Regions from separate parts of the Mus musculus genome. Here all the other regions are linked to region 1. A link is a loop called in an ENCODE intact Hi-C map of the cell type or tissue named here. Cell type or tissue: gastrocnemius. All regions are shown on one strand.

Region 1 (8,000 bases):
GAAATAATTTTTGGGATTACTACAGCATGAGGAACCTTTATTAAAGGGTCACAGCATTAGGGAGGTAGAGAACCAATGTTAGAGTCAGGCTGGAGATTTCTGAGCAAAAAACACTAATGGAGAGAGAGGGAGCCACAGCTGATTCTCAACTCACAGTGTGTTTTGCAGCTCTGAGAATTCAACATAGGGTCTCACAAAGCTAGACAAGCACTCTCCACTGAACTGTGTCCTCAGCCCTCCCCCTCAGCTCACCTTCCTGAAATGCTGCTTCCCCAGCAGAGTGGTTCTCTAGTTCCCATCATCCCTCTGCCTAAGAACCTTGTCACAACCTAAAATACATTCTCTCTTCTTCTGATGCTTAGCCACCTGCCAAAGCCTACTTGCACAATGAAGTTCCCTGGCCTATCTTAAATGAGCTCCTAATTCCTGAGCTTATTCATTCATTTATTAGCTGAATTAGCATTCAGTTTTGCTCTTCACATTTTTAAAATACCTCAGTATTTCCCAAGCACTGGGCATGCAGATTTAAGACCCATTCTGGACCCAGAAGGAGTTCGGGTATGAAGACATCTCTGTTGACTCTCGATTCTCACAGGACCCCCTTGGTGAGCAGCAGAGGTACTACCTAGCTACCCTCATGTCCTCTTCATGTTGTTTCATAAATATGCAAAACACTTTCATCAAGGATGGTAGCCAATCCCTTAACCCCATTCTTTCAGGCTTACATAGAGCAATATTCCTCACACTAGTTAAAATCAAACAGAGAAGGAAGCCCCTGGACCCTGTGCGCTGGTAGCAACAAGTGTGGTGGGCAGAGAATGAATGGGCAGTTCCAAGGACAGTATGTTCTGCTCATGAAGCAGACTGCTCCCTGTGACCTCTGGAGACCCAGATGGGAGCAAACCCCATTTCAAATCAGGGTGAAGGGCCTCTCAGGAGTGCACTGTGGATGAAGTCCTTGGGACACACTGAAAGGACAGGCAAGTTAGCATGTGATGTGAGCATCCAGCCAGGGGCAGAGGGTTCCAGCCCTGGCTCCACTCACACAAGCATCCTGGGCAGGGAGCAAGGTTCAGTCTGGCCCCGTTCTGCTGTTGCTGATCGCTACTGGAGGAGGAGATTCCATCTTGCCCAGCCCTCTTCTGGTTCTGCCTGGTTATGTAAGGTCACCCAGACAGAGAACGTGCTCTGGAGCACACATGGTCCCATCTTAAACACAGTGCACTTGGACTGGAGAGGGAGTCGCAGCCTTGGCGCTGGCCCTAATGACTTGCATGGCTCTGGGCAATCACTTTTCTTCTGGTTCTTAGCTCTCCCAACTGAAATAGGTTAGTCATTTTGTTCAGTGTGTGTGTGTGTGTGTGTGTGACATATGCTTTATCACAAAAACACCTACATTCAGGGATCAGAGATACAAAAACAGGATTGAGTTGCTTGATAAGGCTCAGAGGGAGATGAATAGACTCCCCACTTACTCAAGCCCTTCTCTTCCACACCCTCCAACACATACTTTAAAAACCTCGAGAATGATAGGCTGCATTTTTTTCCCTAATTAAGCTTTACAACCACAAATAATTTTAAGAGACTCACATCCAAATATATCCATGTTGACAAGTGGTATAGATTTACTGCTGCCTGTGGGTCTTGACTGTTGGTAAAATTCTTCATAATTTTTTCAAACAAAATAAACACAACTAGAAGGTTCAATATTTTCTTCCCACACCCCAGTAGATAGTCTTACTCAACGCCTGCGGTATACACACCCTGGTTTGGAGAACACAGGCCCCAGGGGTCCCCAGGTTCTTTCCAGCCATGTTGTTCTAGGTGTCTGGGCCTAGAACAGAGAAATGGTGATCACTGCTCATAGAATCAGCACGTATTTCATTTAGGAAAGTGAGAATATCAAGGTCACCTCAGGGGAAGAAAAGTACTGCACTGTCAGATCAAGGCCAGTTGTACTTCTCAGTGGGCTGGGCACATTCTGCTGGCTCGAGGACCCATCTGGAGCTCACAGGCTCTGACACTTGTACAATCTCTCCAGCTTCCTTGTAAGGATCATTTTCTTTTAGCCATGAACCAGTAGCCCTGGATCAGGCTATGCTGAGGATTTTCTTTTCCAGAAAAAAAATTCTTATAAACAAACATTCGAACTCTCTTTGTCATTTAAGAAGAGTTTTATGAGGAGTGGGGGAACTTAGGGGTTATATTGTAGCCTCCTCTTTCTCCTCAGGCCTTGTGTTGAAGAAAGGTCGCTTTCTTTGGGTGGCGGGAGGGGGGGGGGACCACAGGACTCAAGGGAGTGGTGGCTGAAACCCCAGTCCCCACTCATAACTCACTTGAGAGATATGCAAAGCTGTCAGGACTGCCAAAGGCCTGCCTGCCAAGGCAGGCTCCTCTCCAATGCACTTCTATATTTATGAGAAACCGAAATAAAATCCAGCGCTAAAAGGCAACAGACGCACAGTCAGGCAGTCCCCAAGAACATGCCTAACAAAAGGCAAGAGGCAGGGGACAGGCCATCAGGAAGTCGGCAGAACAAAATGGTGGCTTCATGGCTTCAGGGACCCTGATCCTGGCCCAGTCAGAAAGCAATCTTCTGACAAGGTCTGGAGAAGCCTCATCAGCCCTGTGCCAGTGTGGCCCACTGAGAGGATTCTTGTCACCCGCTGAGTTCTCTAGGGTTGCCACGACAAAGCCTCCCAGATCACGTGGCCCACTCTACAGCTTTCTCATGGTTCTGGAGTCTCCCAGTCTGAAGTCAAGGTGTCAGCAGGGCCATGGTGCTCCCTCCGAAGGCAAAAGGTCAGGAGCTCCTCCTCCTCATTTCTCCAGGCTCGTTATGGTTGCTGGCATCCTTGGTGTTCCCTGGCTCAGAGCTACATCATTTCGGTCTTCCATGACCTTTCCCCTTGACCTTTCCTCTTGTGTATCTGTTTATTTTGCTTAAACTCCCCTTTCATTTCTCCTCCCCCATCTCTCCATTCTTTACTATGTATGTGTGTGTGTGTGTGTGTGTGTGTGTGTGTGTGTGTGTGTGTAAAACACTTTCATGTAGCCCAGGCTGCCTCTAAACTTACTATATAGACAAGGATGGCCTTAAACTTCTGATCTTCCTTTCTCGACCTGCCAAGCACTGGAATTACAGGCCATTCTCTCAGTAACTCCCGATTTCCGTGTTGCTGGGGATTGAAAACAAGGCTTCTGGCATGGGGCTCTACTTGCTGAGAGATATTCTCAGCCCCTTCAGGTTACTTTTGTTTTTTAAAGATAACGATATCAGTTATGTTGACTTTAGGACCCAACCTAATCCATTATAACATAATCTTGACTTAGTTGCACCTTCTACAAAGACCCTATTTGTCAATAACGTCACTTTCATAAGTTCTAAGTGGATATAAATTTGGGAACAGAGAGCATATTTAACCCAAGGTAGTTTTAAAATATACTTTTCCTCAGGGAAGACTAGGAGGCAAAGAGAAACAATATGTCTTTCTTTTTAACTTTGAATGAGAATAATAAGGTATTTATTCTTATTATTGCATGAGTGTGTGCATTTTTGCCAGACCTAAGTTTTTGCTTCCTTAAGTTCACAGTACCACTGCCATGGGGAAGCTTCCAAGGAGGCGCTGTGCCAAATGGGAAGGTGGATGGCCTTGAAGTCTCTCTTTAGCTCTTCCCATGGGCTGACCTCCTGTAAGCTTTAAGCCCTTTCTCTGTATAACTCAGGTGTAGAGAGCTCTCAAGACTTTCCAAAGGGCTTCAAGGTGGGATCCACAATTCAGATCTAAAGTGGGCAAGAGAAGGTTCAAATTTCAAGTGTGATTTGGTCATACTTTGCTTCCTCTATCTACACAGTCATAAATCCTACTTCATCTTTTGTCTGTATCTGCCCTCCCTTTTGCCCTGTTAAGTTTCTCTTTCCTGACTGTCACTTGTCCTAAGGCTTAGTCTCTAACAATTAGAAAGATACATCCATTCTTTCTCTTATGCCTCCTGGCCAATCTGCTCAGTTGCCAGTAGGGAGGAATTCAGCTTCCCTCATGGGTGCTGACTCACATCCTTACCCTAGGTGAATCGTTGAAGACTGCACTGTTCATACGGACAGAGATGAAGATGAGAAAGAGGAGATTTGAAAACTGTAGAGGGAGTGCAAGGGGAAAAAAGTCAGGAAGTGCCTCACCCCAGCCAAGACCAACAGCTGAAAACCAGAGATGAAACCTGGAAGGACCATGGAAAACGCAGTGGGCAGCTTGAAGCTGCGTCAAACCAATGTGCAGCCAATATAATCCAGAACAATTTGGAGATATTGGGAGCAAAGAAATCCATGAAACACAGGGACCAGGCTAAGGGGGCATGGAGGGAGAAAACTGGATGGAGAGTGGAGATGGCTGGTCTGTCACAATATGGAAGTAAGTTCTGTGACTTGAAATTGACACTGTAAACTTTTCTGACCCCTTATAGTGTTCAATACCTGAATGTGTGCCCCGGCGAAAGTACCTGAACATTCCCACAGCCTGATCTACAAATCTCTTGCCTCTTAGCTCCATGTCCCTGGGCTAGGGAATAAGAATTCATTTTATCTTTTGAATTTGTCTAAGGGAAACAGGTCAAAGATCTTTTTCTTGCCTTTGTATGTGTATAACCCTCAGAGAAAGGCAGTTTTCCATATGCTGTCTATACTGGTGTTGGCGAGATCTCATCGTTCATAGCTGGTCTTGAATCAGTAATGATAAGAGCAAAACTTTGAAGGCCAAGTTCACTGGCTGCAATACTCTCTTGGCAGGACTCCATTCTCTTCAGATCCATAGTCCCATACTCTAATCTCCTTCATTCCAATAAAACTTGAGGTTCTCCTCTTCCTTTCCTCTAGCCACACTAAGTAGAAACCATTTGGTAGCTGATAGCCACCCTTCTGGGCCTTGGCTTCCATTGTCTGTATCTCTAGGTGGTTGACACATAAGGAGAACTCACTTTGGATTGCCTAGATAATTTATGTTTTCACCAAATAAGTGGATCTGTAGTGATTTGGGAATCTAGCTAGCCAAGGGACAGGTGGTGACAGAGAGCTATGTAGGCCAAGCCAGTCAAGGCTTGACAATGTGTCATCAGGATTATTCTTGAAGATTCCTAAAAAGACGAACATTCTGCAGACCGGTTACTTTAAGTGTTTTGACTAAAGAAATAGCATTTGGCTCCAATTTTAGAGACAAGCTGGTCCTCTGGGCTTATTGAAGTATGCTCCGTCAGTCTGAGTTTGGGATCACCAAATCTGATGTTAAGGCTCGTGGGTCCGAGCCAGACTGAAAGAAATGCAGAAGCTCACTTTACTCTCAGTCTATAGCACACAGTTACATTGCAGGCAGGGCACAGTAATATGCATGCAAGTTAGACACAGTGCTAGGCTCTCATCTGTCTATCAAGTATCTTATCAAGTATGTAGCAGGAAGGAGGGAGTAGGATCATCTCCTAAGCATCCTCTGCAAAACCAGGGAGGGCTGAGAATCAGATGAGCCCACCTCTGCCCCAAGCAGACGGACAGTAAGGCAGACATAGAGAGATAGTCAGACATTTTCACTTCATTTCATGAAATCTTGAGTTTCCCAAATGAGGCACTGGTGTTCTCTTACAGTCCCTGGTTAGTAGACAGTGCCCCCTCCTCAACAGAGAAAACTGGGTGGGGCCAACACTGGGTACCATAGAAGGGAAGGTGAGAGGCAGCTGGGCAAACAGAGTAGCCATTGTTCCTCCCCACCAGAGCTTCGGCCTGGGACACTGCCTTCCCTAGAGTGTATCTGACAAGCACATCTTGCCTCTTGCTCTGTTTACACAGGTGCTTTCTCTCCCTGGGGGACTCAGAGCTCTGCAAACACGTGTGACCACATGCTGCCTGTTGTAAGATGGATGCTCACATCTGCAGGCTGACTTGGGGGGAGAAACTGGGGTCCTGAGAAGCAAAGGAAGGCTTTCAGGCTGAACAAACCAATAATGGATGCCGGAAGGACAGACAGGTGCTGGTCCTCGCCACTGGCCTCGGACTACCAGGCTCCCTTTATCTTGTCAGTCTCGTTCTTCATAGGGATAAAGGCTCTTCCAGCAGGGTCTCCTATTCATTGTGGAGTGAAAACCCAGTTCTCTGTCTTCTGGGGAAAGAGGACTTGGCTGGCTCCTCCCTGCTCAGCCTACCTGTTAGCACTGTCCTAACAGCAGAGGTGCAGGGAGGAGGAGAGCCCAGTAGCCCGGACAGCATTGTCACATACATACAAAGTGCCCCTTGCCTTGGTAATAGTCAACCCCATTCGTAGAAGCCCCGAGTAACTCTTGAAAAACAAACCAAGGAAGTCAGAAGATGAAAACCAGTCTGGGCACGTTTTCTCTTTGTCCTTTCTTTTTTCCAATTTCTCCCAGTCAAAGCTTCAGCTCAAATGCCCCAGATTCTCCAGCTGATAACTTGAAAGCAAACAAAAATGACTGAAAAGACACACTGAGGTTTTTCAAGAGTGTGGCACCCAGAAATGCCCAGTTCTTGCTAAAACTGCAGAAAGGTGCAAAGAAGCAGGCTTGCAAAGACTGGAGACAGAGATAGAAGGGTCTGAATCTTCATCCTGGCACTGATCATGCTCCAAGACAACCTATTAAGTCGTGTGCTTATGCTGTGTTTCCCCTCAAACTGGGCTTAAGTTACTTTACTTATTTTATTTTTATGACAAAAATGTTCAAGTGTCAATTTTCCAGAGGTGGAACGGCTGGATCTTTTAGGATGTAGCTCCTCCGTGGGCCACTTATTTTCCTGATGATGTACTATGGCTGGGTCTGAAAGCTGTGATCAAACTGTTTGATAGAAGGATGTTTAGGGATGAGTGGCTCTAGATCTATGGTTTCTGCAGGTTCAGTTTATGACATCCTGGTTCCATGGACTCGGGCAGAACTTCATGGTGGCAGAATTATTGGACAGAGAGGAAGCTGAGGGACAGTCAGGATGGAGCCAGGAGCAAAAGATCCCAAGGATCACCCCAGTCAGCTACTACCTACAGCTAAGTTCTACCTCTTAACGTTTCTAGGACTTCCCAAAAACAGTACCACCAAGAAGGAACTTTGCTGTGACCTAAGAACCCCTGGGAGAGACTTCATATTTAAACTACAGTCCTTTTCAGAGACACAATCCTAGCTCTCATGCACAGCAAGTGACATGAAGGAGCTAGGAGGAACATGGCCTGCTTTTTATTCCTTCAAACAGGAAAATTACCTCAGTAGACATTGCTGTGCTCTTTATGAAGTGAATCATACCTTCAGACCTGGCCCCCCCTCCACCATACCAAGGGTGGGGGGAGGGGAGGAATCGTAATTGTAACTGAATCCAAAAGCCTTACCTGCTTAAGGGAGTTAAATATATAGTATTTTCCACCAAAGCAAGGCCACCTCCTGCCTTCTTGAGTCCCTTACCTGCCTGTCACTAAGCTTTTCTCTGCCTCACAAGGGACAGTCACAGGTACTGCCTGTGATGTGACTCTGACTAATATGAATTCTAGGAACTACCTCTTCCAAGTAATGATGTGCTAGTCCTAGCAAGTTCATCAAAGACTCAAATATTGTCTCAGTGTCTTCAAGTGGACCACTCTGTGTGTTTGTGTGTGTGTGTGTGTGTGTGTGTGTGTGTGTGTGTGTGTGTGTGTGTGTCTATTTAGAGTATGACAGCCGGTTGCTAGGCAACGCATCTCCAACAAGGGGAGTGTGAAAATAAATAAATAAACACATGATGAGAATGTGGTCCAGAGCTTGTTATGACAAGAGCATTTGGGTGCAGTTCAGTCCCGCTTGATGGGAGTGTCACGGGGATGTCAGAGCTTGCTCAGCTCCCTCATGAGTTCCTTGCCTTTCAGCTCCTTGCCCTCTGTCTTATGTGGTGGGGAAAGCAGAGATGAAATACAGCTCTCTGGAGGGCTGTGCCTTTGTGAAAGGCTATTATAGCTGTAACAAAACTTTTGTAATCTGTAACCATATCC
Region 2 (8,000 bases), 120 kb after region 1:
CTTACATTTTAAGTCTTTTGTTCATTTTGAGTAGTTTGTGTAGTACGTGAGACATGAGTCTGCTTTCATTCCTCCAAGAGGTTACCCAATTTTCCAAAGGCCACTCTTTCTGATGTGCTCTTAGCACCATTGTTGAGACTCGGCAGGTTGGGGAGGTGCAGGTTTCCACCAAGGTTCTTTCCCATTGGCCCATGTGTCTGTTTTATGCCAATACCATGCTATTTAGGGGTTCTTTTATTTTATGTAGGACCCACAAATCATAAGACTTTATTTGGAACTTTATCTCAAATTTCATCTGGAGTTCTATTTTTTCCAACTGTAATTTTAAAATAGTCACTTGCTTATCTCCTCCCTTTTGTAACACACAGATGTTCTCGGGCTCCCCAGGGCATCATTTGCAATAGGAAATAGTATGTGTGTATGTGTGGGTGTGTAGTTTTGAGAGCAACCAAAACAAAAGCAAAATAACATGCATGCAGATTCTCTCTTCAGGTCAGGGTTATTATTCAGGCTTAGTCAGACCGTGCTATTTATCTGCAATGTCTATTCATAGTCTCTTTGTGTGTTTGTGCACATGGGTGTGCACAGGCATGAATGTGTGTGCATGTGTGTGTGCTTGTGTATGTGTATGTCTGTGTGTATGTGTACACATGTATGTCAGAGATAGAGGCTGGTGTGTTTCTGACTCACTTCTCTCTCTCTTTTCTCCTTCCTTCCTCCCTCCCTTCCTTCCTTCCTTCCTTCCTTCCTTCCTTCCTTCCTTCCTTCCTTTCTTCTTTCTTTCTTTCTTTCTTTCTTTCTTTCTTTCTTTCTTTCTTTCTTTCTTTCCTTTCTTCTTTCCTTCTTTCTTCCTTTTTTGAAACAGATCCTCCTTCTGAATGCAGTCTCACTGATTCACCTAGGATAGTAGGTGGTTGGCAAGCCCCAAAGGATCCTCCTATCTTCCTTGCCCCAGCCCTACGATGACAGATGCTATTGCACTTAGCTTTTATGTAGTTTCTGGGCATCAGAATTAAGGCCTTCATGCTTGCATGGCTAGCACTTTGCTGACTCAAGCATCTCTAAGCCCCATTCATTGTCTATTAACCAAGACCTAAACGATTGAGTCTAAAATGCCAGGGGTTCTTTTCTTCTGGACTGGATCAAAACTTTCATGTGTCACTCTATAAAATCTCCTGTCTTGACTCATCCCCTCGCTGACTTATTCAGGTCTTTATCCTTATGATGGGCTTGATGCTTAGTTGACAGGTGCTTCATTTCTTTATAGCATAAGGTAGAAAATGTTATGTAACTACCAACTGGTCGTTTCTCAATTTATACGTAAGTAAACTATCTACATCAGAAACTATTGTCTTCCACTTGTTAAAATTGGATGTGAAGAGGTGTGTGTATGTGAGTGTGTGTGTGTGTGTGTGTGTGTGTGTGTGTGTGTGTGTATGTATGCATGTTTGGGTACACATGAATCAGTGTATATTCAAGAGTGATGTTAGTTTTGAGGCCATCCATCCTCTCACCAGGAGTCTATTTCTTTGTTAATTATGGACATGACTTTTGAGATATGAAGGTTCCTGCAATGAGTGATTGAATCCAATGGACCATGATTGTTATGAGGAGAATAGTTAACTTGCAACTATCTCTCTAGTTTGTCCAGAAAAGAACAGAAATCTCTAGGCCCCTGACAGCTGTGGTTCAAAGGAATTTTCATACAAAACAAAACCAAGAAAGTACAGAGATATTGAACTTAGCAGGGACAGGACCCAGGTGAGACACAGCATTCTAGAAACCTGAAACAGAATGCTGTTTACCACTGCTGGAAGACTGGGCCTGGAGCCCAGGGGGAACTCAGTCTTAAATAAAAAGACCTGGGTAGGGCATAGAGAAGAGCCACTGCTCTGCAGAGTTTGGAGGATTAAGTCAGAGACACTCGGACTTGCTTGGCCAGGTTTTAAACTGTAGCAGGTTGGTGCAGCCACAGCCCATGGCCCCTATCTGGGCCAAACTGAGTGTCTGTGGGCTCACCTGATAGGACGCTGCTTTTCTCATTTCTGAGTTACTCTCTTAAGAATTCCTCCTCAAGTTTACTTTTAGAAACTTCATTCTGTATCCAGTTAACTTACTAAATTAAGCCTGAGTTCTATGGGGTTCAACAAAAAAGCATCTTTTTATCTTTGCTGTTTTTGTTGTTCCATTAATTTTTCCCCCAAAAGATTGACATGTAATATTTGTAGTTCTTTATGAGCTGCTGTGTGAGCTTTCCAGTTTCATTTACACTGTATAGATTTTTATGGGAACCCAATGAAGAGGCTCCTCACCTACTCACTGTGGCTATGGATCCTCAGGCATAGGTACTTTTTATCCCACTTTGCAGATGAGGAAACCTAAGCCCAAAGAGACATGATTGGCTCGTGGCTTGAGGGCTGCAAAGCTTACTGGTGATGGAATGGATGTGTCTCCCCATCCCCAGGCAATCTGGCTCAGGACTTTAAGTCCCACCTGGAAGGTCACCCAGACTGGCATTCACTGGCTGGTCTTGCCATAGCACTCTTCAGTTGGTAGGCTTCTTATGCATGTGGAGGTGACTGGCATTTGCATCTAAGATGTCCTCTGAAGTTTCAGATTTTGGCCACTTGGGTTCCAGTCCTTGGGATTCTGGAAAGTAATTTGATCATGAGGGCTTTGATCAAATCTAAATTTTAATCTGAACCTGATCCAGAACCTCAATAGTTTATTGAGACGTGATGGGACTGTGAGAGAGGATGGGAATGCGCCTCTGCAGGTACATCTTCACTCTGGCTCCTTTATGCCTTTCTTCTCTGTTTCCCTCCTGCTGTGAGGTAAACAGCTTCTCTCCACCGTGCCATCCCTTTGTGAGAAATTTACTCATGGAGAAAGTTTAAGGCCACCTTTTCATGTATTCTAATAATGTCCCTTAGCTCCCATTTGGTTCTTTGGCCTGTGTTGGAAACACTTTTAGCTCAGGTTCATGTACTGAGAGTCTCAGGAATGTAAGGAGATCACAAGACCCTGAACAACTATTCTACAGACTGGTACTAGCAACGAACAAGTCTGGCCCTTCCCATTTAGTCAAAGCCACACAAGAAAAGAAGAAAGCAGCTTTGTTAAAGATGGTGTTCAGCTAACTACGTAGTTTAGATTCTTAGGGTCTGGTATCATCATGCCATCCTTGACGAGTCACTTCCAGGCAGTCTCAGCCTTCTTACGGGCTGCAATGTGGTCTTAACTGTGAGGAATTCTGACAGGAATGGATGCCACCAGCTCCTTAGAGTCACAAAACCACATCTGCCTGTTGCCTAGCCATGGGCCACCAGCACGGCATTCCTTCCTGCCTGCAAATGTCCCACAGATTCCTGGCGGCTCCAAAGAAGAAAAGAAAATCGAGGGAGTCCAGACAGCAAGGGAAAGGAAGAAGACCCCTGTCTAGACTTTGTTAGCAGATCTCTATGCTGCCTTCTCTGAACACCCAGAAATATATGTGGCTCGTTCCTTACTGCTCCCTTCCAACCTCACCTTCCTGCTCTTTACAATTCTCTGTGATTGCTGAAGCCCGTGGGTTCAGACATGTAGGCACGGGGGACAAAGTTCTTCATGCTCTGGTGTCCTTGAATCTCTTTTTAGCCAAGGATGACCTTGAACTTTTGATCCTCCCATCTCTGCCTCCTGAGTGCTTGACTTAGAGACCTGTGGCAGCAACTCATTGTTTTATGCAGTTCTGGAGATCAGAGCCACAGCTTTGTGCATGCTATGGTGTTTTTACCCTGTTCTATTTGTAACTCTTGCCGTATTATCATGTGTCCCCCCCCCCCACCCCCTGCCTGTCTTCTCCTGTTACACTCCTTTCCTACCCTGTCAGTTTTGGTCTCTCCTTCCCATACTCTCAGTGATATTAGCCAGGATATGATTTTCTAATATAAGCAGCATTTTTCCTGCCTCCTGTCCTGTTTTTTTTCTTTATAATCTCTCATTTTCCTGGAATTTCTTCTCTCAGTACCTCAGTCTGATAATTCTTTCCTCCTTAGCCTCAAAGAATCAACTCAGTTTTCCTCCAAGGAGCTGGCCTGTTCCCTCATCCAGTGTCACCTGTTTGCCACTGTAATACATTAGGTCTCAGATCCTAGTGATCTTACCTCCACAGCACCAAAATCTGGTGAGACAATGTCTGTTCATATTGTTTGTACAAAACACAGCATCTGTTCTGTGGAAGGTGATAGCACATCTATGTTATATTGGATGATGCTAGCATTACATAATGATATAAACTGGTATCGATCCCTAGCAAAAACACTTAGTCTCATCTCATGTAATAAGAGTCAGACCTAGAAAAAGGCCAAGGCATCACTATAACATGTGCAGCTATTCAGGTTACATCTGGGACTGGAGCCCAGGCCTGTGAGCCGTCTCAAAAAGACAACATTTCATATGGATCCTGAGACCCCAGAGCCCAGTGTCATGTCTGGAAAGTAGCAGGTGTCAAATGAATGAATGAGTAAATGAATGAACGAACAAACAAATGAGTACACAACACTCTGTTTTTTCTGTAGCTCAGGTTAAAGTGGAGCATGACCAACTCTGATGTTACATTTGAATGGCTCAGTCTTGACAGCTAAACCAAATAATCAGAGCCTACGATTCCAATTAAATACAAACTTCTCAAAATCTACCAGGCAGGTTGACAACCGCCCAATTGCTTTCATGTTCTGCACACTCAGTATAAAATATTGTGACTCCCTACAGGACAAGTCACAATAGATAGATTACATCCTGAGATGGCCTAGATACACGGTTACCATTCTGCCAACAGAAGGAGGTTGCTGCTATTTTTAAATTTCCTCTGGAAAGTAGGTGATATGATTCCCCTTGCTTGTCCATTCTGATGTCACTCAACCCCCCAGGGAGGATAGCTCCCCTTCCTAGGCTGCTAGAATTGATCAGCAGCCTCGGGTTTGGAATCTCTGTCTAGACAGGTCAGATCAGAGATGAGCAGACAGGCTTCTGATAGCAAGCTATCACCTTATGCCAGTCCAATTTTCCTGGCTCAGTGGAAAGTATAGATCAGAGGGCACACATGTTTATGGAATCTTAACTACAGAATGTGAGAGAGGCTAGAGAGGGCTGCTACTGCCTCTGCTGTAGGGGTATCAAAGAGTGCAGAAGCCGAGGACAGCATAGCACACACTGTTTTGTACCCCGACCCCAGTCTGTGGCTGGGATCCTTGTGGCCACTCTACTCAGGGTTTCCATCAGATGCTTGAAGGAAACCCTGTAAGAAGGAACTGGGGTATCATCCCCAAATTCCAGGGACTGGAAACCACGTAGCCTATGTTGAGCTGAAATTTTTGTTTTGACATAGGGTCTTATACTTATGTAGCCAACACTACCCTAAGTTTATGCCTCTTCCCCTGCCTAAGCATCTCAATACCACTGAAATGACATCCCTGTCAATAGCGCATATGCTAATGCTATCAACATCGGCAAGGTCGAGCTTGTTTGCCTGACTGGATTCAGTGTTCCCCAGACTTTGTGTTTCTCATTTCCATACTCTACCTTTTGGAAGTCAATTGTAAAGTGCAGCCCACACAGGAGAGCAAGAATGGGAGCATTAATCTACTGGAGAAGGGAATAGACAAATTAAATACTGCAAGGAATATTAGTCTCTCCTCTCCTTATTATTTATTTATCCAATCATTATTTATATTGGTATAGATCCTTGGAGGTTTATTTTATACTCTAGGCTATAACCTAATACTATGTTCTTTATTTTTGTGCTCAACTTATTTCGTTATAGGATATTGATACCGGAACCTCCTGTTTTGGCTCCTGTATCCTTTGGATGCATTCCCATCAGCCTGGGTTATTTATTCTTGGAACTTTCTTACTTTTTGGTACCAACGGATTGTCCAAGCTATGGCAATTACTTTATAGGCCAGGACATTAAAATTTGTTAGATAATATTATAGATCCAATGTATATTATAAGTGATTTTGAGCTGTCTGAACTTGTTCACTCTGTTGACTCTTTAAGTAAAAGCATTTCCTTTCTCACATGTCACTTTTATTTATTCAATCAGTATAAAATTAATTTTATTATCAGTATTATGGCTTCAACTGAATTTACAGTGTTATATTATTAGGATCCACTTTTTATAGAGTCAAGGGAGGCAAAGAATAATGGTCAGTTTGCTTATAATAGACTTTCTGTTTGAAGCACCTACGGCATTTGGCATTTATATACATTGTCTTCATTTAGCTGTTGGCCAGGTTCTTCCTCTGTGAGAATGGCTAAAACAGGGAGCCTTACATTCTGTGTTTCATACTGGCTCAAGAAAAACTGTAACAGATCTTGAGCACCATTAGTTTAGAAGGTCCGTGTAATCTAAAGGAAAGCCTGTGCTATATCAAATGATATGCAAGCACGCTGCAGCTGCACACGCCATCATTTCCAGGCACGTATTTTCTCTAGCTCCCACTAAATTGCAGGAGAGATGATAGTGATGCTTCAAGCACATCTAGGGATTGTGCTTTTCAGACAGAAGTGCTATTACCCCAGACTCTTCTGTGCTGGTCATCATTTATCATCAATTTAGCTGAAGTGAGAATCACTTAGGAGAATGAATCACACCTCTGTGTATGCATGGGAGGACATTTCAGAGAGCCACCCTGACTGTGGGCATCACCACATCTTGGCCTGAGGCTTAAGTGGAAGAACAGAAGAAAAAGAGAAAGCTAAGCAACACCACTGTTTCTCATTGCTTCTGCTATGCTAAGCAGCTAGTTGCCATACATTGCTACTGCTATGGAGTGGCCCACTGTCATGCCTTCCATAATATAACAGGTTGTATCCTGTCACACAGTGGATCAAAATAAATCCTGCTTTCCTTATTTTGTTTCTTGCCAGTTAGTTCACATCAAAAAGAATAAGAAAATAGAAAATTAATACTTCAAAGTTGGGATATTGCTGTGAAAAGATTGGAACGGATGACTTGGAACTGGTTTTCAAAGTCAAGGTGAATTTAAAAGATTGGAGCTCTGGGCTAGAGGAGCAGAATTTAATGGGGCATTCAGGTAGGGACATGGAAGACCAAATTACTGATGCAAATGCAAACAGCAAATACTATGCTTATGTTTTCAGAGCAGAATGAGGACTCTAAAAGTAACAAGGCTAGCAGACTTTCATGTTGGATTTTGGCAAAGAATCTGGCTGTGTATTGTTCATGCCCTGAGAACTTGAGAAAAGCTGACTTCTGACATAATGGATTAGGTTACTCGGCAGAGGAATTTCAAAACAGCATAACACACAAGCCTTGGTGGGGTTAGTACTCACTACCTTTAGTCAGATTTTACACGAGAAATGGGAAAAAAAGAGGAGGGCAGATACAAAAAAATAGAGAAGTAGCAAGGAATTGAATATGAACATAATTCAAATTATAGCCAGAAAAGATGCTGATGGAGCAGCTGTAGTTGTTAAAGGGATTGGGCTAAAAGAAAACCCTTACTCTATAGGAGGACAAGTGTAGGCAAGACATCATAACAGAGGGCTCCAGGGCATGAAAGGGCACATTCATCTGAAAGGAGAGTACCCAAGCTGTCTACTACAGGGTCTCCTGCTGGAAGACAACCTCCTAAGGAAATGCTTTCCTAGGCTCAGCCACTCCAAGGCTTCTGTAAAGACGGTGACCTAGGGCTAGGCTATATCATCTGCTGGCAGCTAAGCTTGGAAGCATCCCTCACGTGCTGATTTTGAAGGCAAACAAAGTACAAGAGTAACAAGATCATGAAGGCTTGCACCATGGTTTCAGGAAAGATGTGAGGCCGGGTTCTGCAAGGAAGGATTGAATTCCCTGTGGGTATCTCCTGAGTGGGCTGTGGGTGAGGCTGGGGAGGCTTTGCTTGCCTAAGTTGCAACTGAGACCCCAAAATGTTGGAGATGCCAGGACCATGGGATTTCTATGAAGGAAAACAGTGTGCTGCATTGTTACCGAAAGC
Region 3 (8,000 bases), 170 kb before region 1:
TGAACTCCTAAATCTTCTAAACCCAGAAAACTTCCACTGTGTTGGGTTTTAGTAGGCTTAGATTTTCAAAACCTACTTTAAAAAGGTTCTCAAACACTTCAACCCCCCTTTTAGTCACATCGACCAAAGGAAGGGGAGAAAAGATAGTAACTAGGACAGGGGATGTGGACCTGTTTAGAAGTAGTTTCTGGGGGCGATTCCAATCTCTGTCAGGATACCAACAGTCCAGTTCAGTAGGATAGCAAACACAAGTCAGCAGTGGTGCCATGATCTAGCAGAATCTGCCAGGCCTCGGCCAAATTGGCACTGGTCAGTGGGAGTGACCAGTACTAGCAGGGACACTAGGATAAGTTCCTTGCTGAGTGTCTCTCAACAAAGAGAAGATCAGCACAAAGACATGAGACTGACGAAGCATTGCAAAGCTAGCTATGCAAGCATGCCATCACTGTCTGCTGAGTCCTATTTATACTCTCTCCAAGCATCATGTGTTCTCCCGTGGGTCCTGCTTCAGCAAAACACGGCGTGAGTCGGCCTCACCACGTGAGTGTGTATCACATGACTCAAGCAGAAACTTACACTTAACATTTTTTTATGATCGTCTTTTTTGAATCTCAGCCAGCAAGGACAAAGAGTTCCTATCTCTGCCTATGCTTCCTTAATTTTCTTTGTCTGCGTTGATTCCAGAAACAGGGGAGCTACACAGCAGGAGGATTGCTTCAAGGGCAGCTTGGACTACACAGCTTGAACCTGTCTCAACATCTCCTAGAAGCCTCCCCACCTCCAGTTCCCCCCTATAGTCTTGTCTTTCTATCCTGCTTCAAGGTAAGGGAGACTTAGTTGGTGGAGACCATTAGAAGAATCCTGTAAGTTAGAAAACGTTGTAGTTACAGTCCCATGCCAAATTCTAACTTGAGGTAAGATAATGGATGGAAAATATAATAATAAAAAAAGTGTGTGTGCTCATATAACCACATATACACAAGAGGAGTGTTTCATATGCTTATATTTGCACGTTAGTGAGGCAATGTGTTGATGCTAATTGTGGTAGTTTGAGTGAAAATGGCTTATATAGGCTCATAGGAATGGCACTGTTAGGAGGTGTGGCCTTGTTGGAGTAGGTGTGGCATCATTGAAGGAAATGTGCTGCTGGGGGTGGGCTTCAAGGTCTCAGAGGCTCAAGCCAGGCCTAGAGGATCCCTCTCTCTTCATGCAGCCTACTGATCCTGATATAGAACTCTCAGCTCCCTCTCTAGTGTCACATCTGCCTGCCTGCCACCATGCTTCCTGCCATGGTGACAATGGACTAATAACCCTCTGAACTGTAAGGCAGCCCGAATTAAATGTTTTCCTTTGTAAGAGTTGCTGTGGCCATGGTGTCTCTCCACAGCAAAAAAAAACCCTAACTAAGACATTGATGCTCTAATATATAGGCTCTCTAGGCTGTGGTCTTCACTGAGTTAGGACAGTCTGGACGGCGTGGAATGCGTATGTTGTGAGCACTGAAAACATTCCCTGGGGGATTCGGATTCATTCCTTTGAAAGAATTGTCACTTCTCTTTTGCTTCTTCAGGAAGGGGCCTGCCCTCTTGATCACATCTCTGGATTGCTTCCATCCTCACCAGGGCCCACCTTTCTCTAGCTCATTATCAGAGAGACAAAAACGCCCCCTCACTGGTAGGCTAAGGAACCACCACTTGCCCGAATTTGCAGAGAGAGCTCCAGGGGCAAGAGAGACATCCCACACTCATCTCTCTGAATTCCAGCCCTGGTGGATACTCATACATTAAATCTGTGGACTCAGACTCCTGAATGGATGGGGCTGGTTATACTGAGACTCCTTAATGATGAAGGTGCCACCTGGGGGAGGGGCACATCAAAAGCAGTTTTGGGAAAGAGTTTTAAAAGGTGCCTCATTAAACATGCAATTCTTATAAGATCCAGGTACTTGCTCATGGACAATTACCACAGAGAAAGAAGACTCAATTAGATAAGGACACAAATGTGGATAGGACCCCTCCCCCCTAAACCTGAAGGCAGCCCAGAAGTCCTCCAGCAGGTGAATGGCTAACCCGACTGCCATCCATTCACATGATAGAGTGAATATTGCTAAGCCATCCAAAAGAATAAGCTACTGACAACTACTTGGGCTAATCTCTAGTGAACTATGCTGAAAGAATGGCAGCCTCCTTTAAGATAGGACTAAAGATCAAACCTAGGGCCTCCTGCCTGCCAGACAAGCCCTGTACCACTGAGAGATAGTCCCAACCCAGCAAATGAGCAACCTCAAAAAGGTCACATGTGATTCTATTTATAATAACGAAACAGCAACTCATGGGGATGGAGGAGTGGGTGTGTGGGAGGGACGTGGATGTAGCTGTGGGAGGGGAGGGAGGGATCTGATGCTGGAAATAGTCCTCTCACAATAGGCAACAATATCCCAGCTGTGACACCGTGCTACCCAGTTTCCAAAGACCTTCTTACTGGGAGGAAACTGGACAAAACCACCAGGGTCTGGCTTATAATTTTTTCACTACTGCATGTAAATCTGCAATTTGCTCAAAATACAAACTGTAGTTAAGAGGGGAAAATGTTAGACTTTACAGAGCCATCTCAGGTCTTAGAGCAATGGTACCATACAGGTTCCAGTTAGTGTAAGAAAAACCAGAAAAACCAGGCCCTTTCTCCAGTTTTGAATGTGAGCAAGGAATTTACTTCCTCTAAGGCCCTGAAGTCTTTCCTTGTTCTTGTCTTGTTTTGCTTGAGGAAGGGTTTCTAGTTCAGATAGTTAAGGGTGACTTGGGACTTCTGATCCCGCTGCCCCTCTCTCTTGAGTGCTGGGATTATAGGCATGCGCTGCTACACAGGGTTTTAATGAGATACTAGGGGCTAAACCCAGGGACTCACGAGTGTGAGGCACACACTCTACGAACCCAGTTACATCCCAAGCTCTGGCGAAGTTATTTTTAGCATAGTGGTATCGGGTTGATGGCTCTCCACAGAGGCAGTCCTCAATAGAGAGCATCTCTCAGTGAGACTTTGGGAGTTCTCTTTTGTGCTGTCTGGCATCCTACCTTTCTTCCTAAGGTGTCATAATCTCCCAGGAAGCCAGAGAACGGTGACCGAAGAAGGGTGCGGCTGCCCTTCTTTCCCCCTTTCTCTCCCCTCCCCACTCCCGCAGCCACGTGCAGCCTGGGGTGGGAGGCTGGGTCAGGGGTGGAGGAGGGGCGGAACACTTAGGTCAGCAGCTCCAAGCTGATTCTGTCTGGCTTCACGGTTGGCTTTGCTGAAGCCAGAGTTGTCAACTCTGCCCTTTAAAAACTGAGCAACAAAGGGGAAAAGAAAAAGAAAAAAAGGAGGAGGGGGGGAGGGGGCACACAGGGTGGGCGCGCTGGGGGGAGGGCAGAGCCGAAGGACAGGTGGGGACTACTTTAGCAAGAAGGTCCCGACTCCGCCCTTTTCTTTCAAGGACTTTTCTAAAGTATTGTTTGTTTTAGTTCCCCAGGGGAGTGGGTGTGAGGCTGGGCGGGGAGGAGAGAGCAGGCATCCAATGGACTCCAGACACCTCTTTTCCTGGGGACTGGGTTAGGGACCTCCATGGACTTTGAGTAGGTTCTGCTTTCTTAGTCGCTGGGCTTCTGTCTAGGAAACATAGGATCCTAGCGGTTGGAGGGAAACAGTGGGACGCAGAAGCGTCCATGACATGTATATGGTCCCTCTACCGTGAAATAGTGCCCTAAAAAAACGCGTCCATGCCTCCTGGGGTGGCTATTACAACACAATTTGATCTTTCCAGACTGGAGTTCGGAGTTCCCTGTTACACTCACAAACAGAGCAGAGCCTGGGGTTGCAGCTGTCTCCTGGCAAACCACATCCACAAGAAAGCCCCCGTATGCCCCTCCCCTACCTTGTATTTGGTGTTAGGGATTCTCCAAAAAATCCCACTAGGTAGAGCCATGGTGGGTGTGGTCAGCGGTGTACAAGGCAGGGTAGGGCCCTTCTGCGGAGGGGTGCAGAGTTTGTTTGTTTGTTTAAGTAATTCTAAATGAAAACTGATTTCAATGATTTCAAAATCATTAGCCTTACCGGGCCACTATCAGTCTCTAGGAATCAATGAAGCAGTTGTAGGATTTGATTGGTTTCTCCTGAGGGAGTCAGGCTCCATCTGAACTCAAGTTTAGAACAGTTTGGGTCTCCAAGGCAAAGCTGTGCTTAAGGCAGTGAGTGGTGTAAGGAGGACTGTCCCGCATGAATTTGTTAGTTTGCTCCCGGCTAGCCTGTCTCTTTAAAATATGGTTGGTCTCCACCACTCAGCCCTGTGGTGGCTTTTTCCTCTGCCTCTTCCTCTCTCCCTAACTGCTGCTTCTGCATTCCCCCTGCTGCCTAGAGGTAGCTTAGCCAGCCTGCGCCTGAGCTTGTCTGGGGTCAGGGGTCAGGGGTCAGGGGTCAGAGGTCATTCCCTGTGCACAGAACCCAGGGCAGAGGCAGGTGAAGATGCTTATTAATAACCATCTGCTGGCTTGGATGCATGATGAGGGAAGGGAGGGCTGAAGTCGACTGACAATATTTCACCTGGTTGTTTTGCTGAGAGTCAGACCAGAGTCAAAAGATAAAACGCCTATGGTTTTCTATTTTTGACTAGATCTGTAATCCATGCAGAGAAAGAAATGTTCCCTCCTGAGGATGCATTGGAACTAGCGCCTATTCTAATCACTCTACCTTAGCAACAAAGGACACAGGACACTTAATCGGCCCTCTGGTGACTTAGCTTTTCTCTTCTGTTGTTAAAAAATCGGACAGGCTGGGTGAAATGACAGGTTCCTCTGGTTTTTTTTTGTTTTGTTTTGTTTTGTTTTTGTTTTTTCCTCACTTCTGAGCTACTGATGATCCACTTATTACATCATTATATGAGCTCTAGGCTGTGGAATATTTGTGATGAGACTCTTTAAGGATAGTATTTTATATTCCAAAGCTTTCAAATCAGAAGCTTTGGTCTGGAGGGGTAGCACACCTGTCCAACATTCGGGAAGCCCTGCGTTCAATCCCCAGGAACATGTACAAACACATGCTCTTGAACACAGGCACCCACCCTCCATCAGTGTACAAGATAAGCAGTGCTTACCATATAGAGTTTACATAAGTCTTCACCCTCATCCAAACCTGCATGTAGTACGTTGTAAGACAGAGATAGTTATGAGCCATTTTCAATACGAGGTGTGATTAGAGTTCATCAGAGTGACTGCAGGAGCCTAGCTGTCTGCTGGCGCCTGCTTATCTCAGACTCTGAGAGTTAGAAAGTTTCAGGGAGTCTGTTACTTAACTGAGTCCAAGATGGGAAAGGGATTTGACAGTTTTTAAAAAAAACCACCACCATGGGCTGGACACAGTGGCACATGCCTTTCATCCCAGCACTTAGAAGGCAGAGACAAGTGGACCTATGTGATTCAAGGCTAACCTGATCTGCATAAGTTTTAGTACAGCCTGGAACACACACAGTGAGACCCTGTCTCAAAAACAGAACAAATAAAAACAAATCAAACATCACTGTCTCCTCTCCTGTCAAATCAGCATCCCCATGACCCCCCCCCCCCTTTAAAAAAAACTTTCCACTATGCCTGTCTCCCTCACCCCCACCCCCATTTTTTTTTTTTCTTCAGAATTGTTACGATCAAGACTGGCTTGTTTCCATTAGCCTTCTGAATTTGTTATTGTCTTTTTCCAATATACATTACCATCTCAAACATTGCACCAATTGGTTTATTTTATAATTAATTATGCTAGGGTCAGGAAAGTTAAGTAACTTGCTCCAATCCACATGACTGGTAGAAAATCATAGAGTTGGGATTTGAGCTCAGATCTAGTTCACCCAAGACCCCTATCCTTTGTCTCTCAATGATGCTTCCTAGACACAAAAGTCTACTATTTCTTTTAGTTTGTTGGCCTTTCTCTTGGTTTGTCTTTCTCTCCTCTGCCTTTTGACATCTAAGGTTGAACCTCCACAATTAGGCTGATGGAACAGCAAGATAAAATAAGCAAAGACAGAGATAGGAGGTACGAATGATAACAGATACAATTTCATCTAATTAAATAAAAAAATTATGTTTTAAAGGAGGGCGTCTTCAACTTTATTCACTCAAACCCCCCTCAAGAACTTCATGTAATGTGGGCATGCAGAAATGGGGCTTCTTTTGTGTCTTGGTTCTGTTTACTCTCTCCAGTTGTCCTGCAGGCTTCCAGAGGAAGAGAAATGGCTCCGAGGAGACTGGGCTGTTTCCCCAGGTTCTTGCAGCGCCAATGGTCACTGATTACTTTTTTCCTTCAGGGCAGTTAGCGAGAGGAAGGACTTTCTCCTCAGTGGTTCCTGCCCAGCACAGCGCATTGTCATCTTCTACCTGCAGATCAGCTCCAGAAGTAAAAATGCAGCTGTCACAAATGTCCTTTATAGTTCTTCCCCAGTGCTCCTCTGCCTTTGTCTCTGAGTGGTGGATATAAGAGGTAACTTCTCACCATCAGTTGCTTTATTACAGTCGGTAGCCAGAGTGTGCATGTGGCAATGGAGTTACAGTGGACATTAAAGAACAGGGCTTTAGAACAGGGATAGAATGAGTAAGTTAGATTTTTGCACGGGGTGACGGGAACCTGAGCCTGGTACTGGTGCTGTCATTCACGGCTTCCCTGGGAGTTGAAACAGGTCATTGAGCTAGCAGGAGGCAGATGCATTCACCAGTGGAAGGAATCAACAGGTTACCTTGTTCTCATGAGACACTGGCTCTGGAACTCACGCCCCATGGAGGTGCTTTGCTGCAACCATGTTTTGTACCCTCAGTTGTTGTCTTAGTGATGGGAGGCACTATGTCTGAGCGCTGTTTCTCCTAGTTGAGAAACAGTGTCCGAGACATCTCTCTTCACGTAGGCTGCTTAGTCCATGTCCCGCCCACTGCTGTTGTTCCCCGTATCTTTGACTGCCCTGCCCTTCCTCTTTACAGATGGACTGATGGATGGGAGGTGGTGGGCATAACTGACCAAGTGGTTTTAATAAGAGACCTAAAGGTAAATTTGGTGGTTCCGAGTATTCTCATTTACTCAGAGGAAAAGATGTATTTGATCCCTCCTGACAATGAAAGCAAGATTTATTTTTTCAGTATACAGTGCCTGGCATACCAAAGCAAGTAACAAGAGTAGATTTAAGAAACTGCCTTAGATTGTTCTCCATCCATCGATCGATCGATCGATCCATCCATTATCCATCCATCCACCCACCCACCCACTGTCATCTATTTATCCACTCATTCACAGCACCTACCCACCTGTCTGTTTACCTCCCCACCCTTCCATTTACATATGAAAGTACTCCATTCATCCACCCACCCAGCTAACTACTTATCCACTTGCAACACCTACCAAGCCATTGATCTATCTATTCACTCACCAATATATCCACCTATCCTTTATGTAAGCATGAGTGTGTTCATTTACTCACCATTTATCCATCTGTCATCCATCCATTTATCCACCCACCTCATTATTATTATCTACTCATCCATCATCTATCAAGCTACCATTCAAACATTCATTTATCCAACCATCATTCATCTATCTATCCATCCATCATCCATCCACTCACACATTTATCCTTCCTTCCTTCCTTCCTTCCTTCCTTCCTTCCTTCCTTCCTTCCTTCCTCCCTTCCTCCCTTCCTTCCTTCCTTCCTTCTATCCATTGTCTCTCTATCTACTCCCCACTTATTAATTTACCTACCCATCCATTATCCATCCCCTTTGGCAGTTCAGATGTGGCCATATACCTTTGTACAGGACCCGAGGAGGGCCTAAGTAGAAGTTGTGAAGTTGCCCATGATCTCTGAGGAGCTTCAAGCACACCCGTGCCGTCATCCTGTCTAGAATATGCTTGACCGGGGAAAGTAGGGCCTCAGAATATCTCCTTTTCTCTCCTCCCACTAAAGTTATCTTTGTAGACTCTGCTAGTCCTGCCTCTATTTTCTC

Evidence for each region. Hi-C counts contacts between places; a loop is a spot of excess contacts. Peaks named below come from ENCODE experiments on the same cell type or tissue, not always from the same donor. Only the 100,000 strongest peaks of a DNase experiment are listed, where the experiment ranks them.
Region 2: a loop joins it to region 1, with 2.5 times the contacts of the local background. A loop is called at or near these places in 2 of 42 quality-filtered maps.
Region 3: a loop joins it to region 1, with 1.8 times the contacts of the local background. A loop is called at or near these places in 2 of 42 quality-filtered maps.

The regions. Positions count from the first base shown.
Region 1 is chr1:73,110,956-73,118,955 of GRCm38, forward strand. No RefSeq gene overlaps it. Among named protein-coding and RNA genes, the nearest start is that of Gm29185, 25 kb to the right of the region's middle. In gastrocnemius, no CTCF peak of the experiment used is centred here; a DNase peak (open chromatin) is centred at 3,626; H3K4me3 peaks cover 1,292 bases; H3K27ac peaks cover 4,339 bases.
Region 2 is chr1:73,232,215-73,240,214 of GRCm38, forward strand. All of the region lies in intron 1 of Gm29185 (a long non-coding RNA gene), which reads left to right. Among named protein-coding and RNA genes, the nearest start is that of Gm31197, 96 kb to the left of the region's middle. In gastrocnemius, no CTCF peak of the experiment used is centred here; a DNase peak (open chromatin) is centred at 4,908; H3K27ac peaks cover 2,411 bases.
Region 3 is chr1:72,942,070-72,950,069 of GRCm38, forward strand. Gm31047 (a long non-coding RNA gene) reads left to right here. Exons shown (of 5, transcript XR_001778985.2): 3 at 685-822; 4 at 6,320-6,492. Among named protein-coding and RNA genes, the nearest start is that of Gm31047, 7.0 kb to the left of the region's middle. In gastrocnemius, no CTCF peak of the experiment used is centred here; a DNase peak (open chromatin) is centred at 4,438; H3K4me3 peaks cover 490 bases; H3K27ac peaks cover 2,590 bases.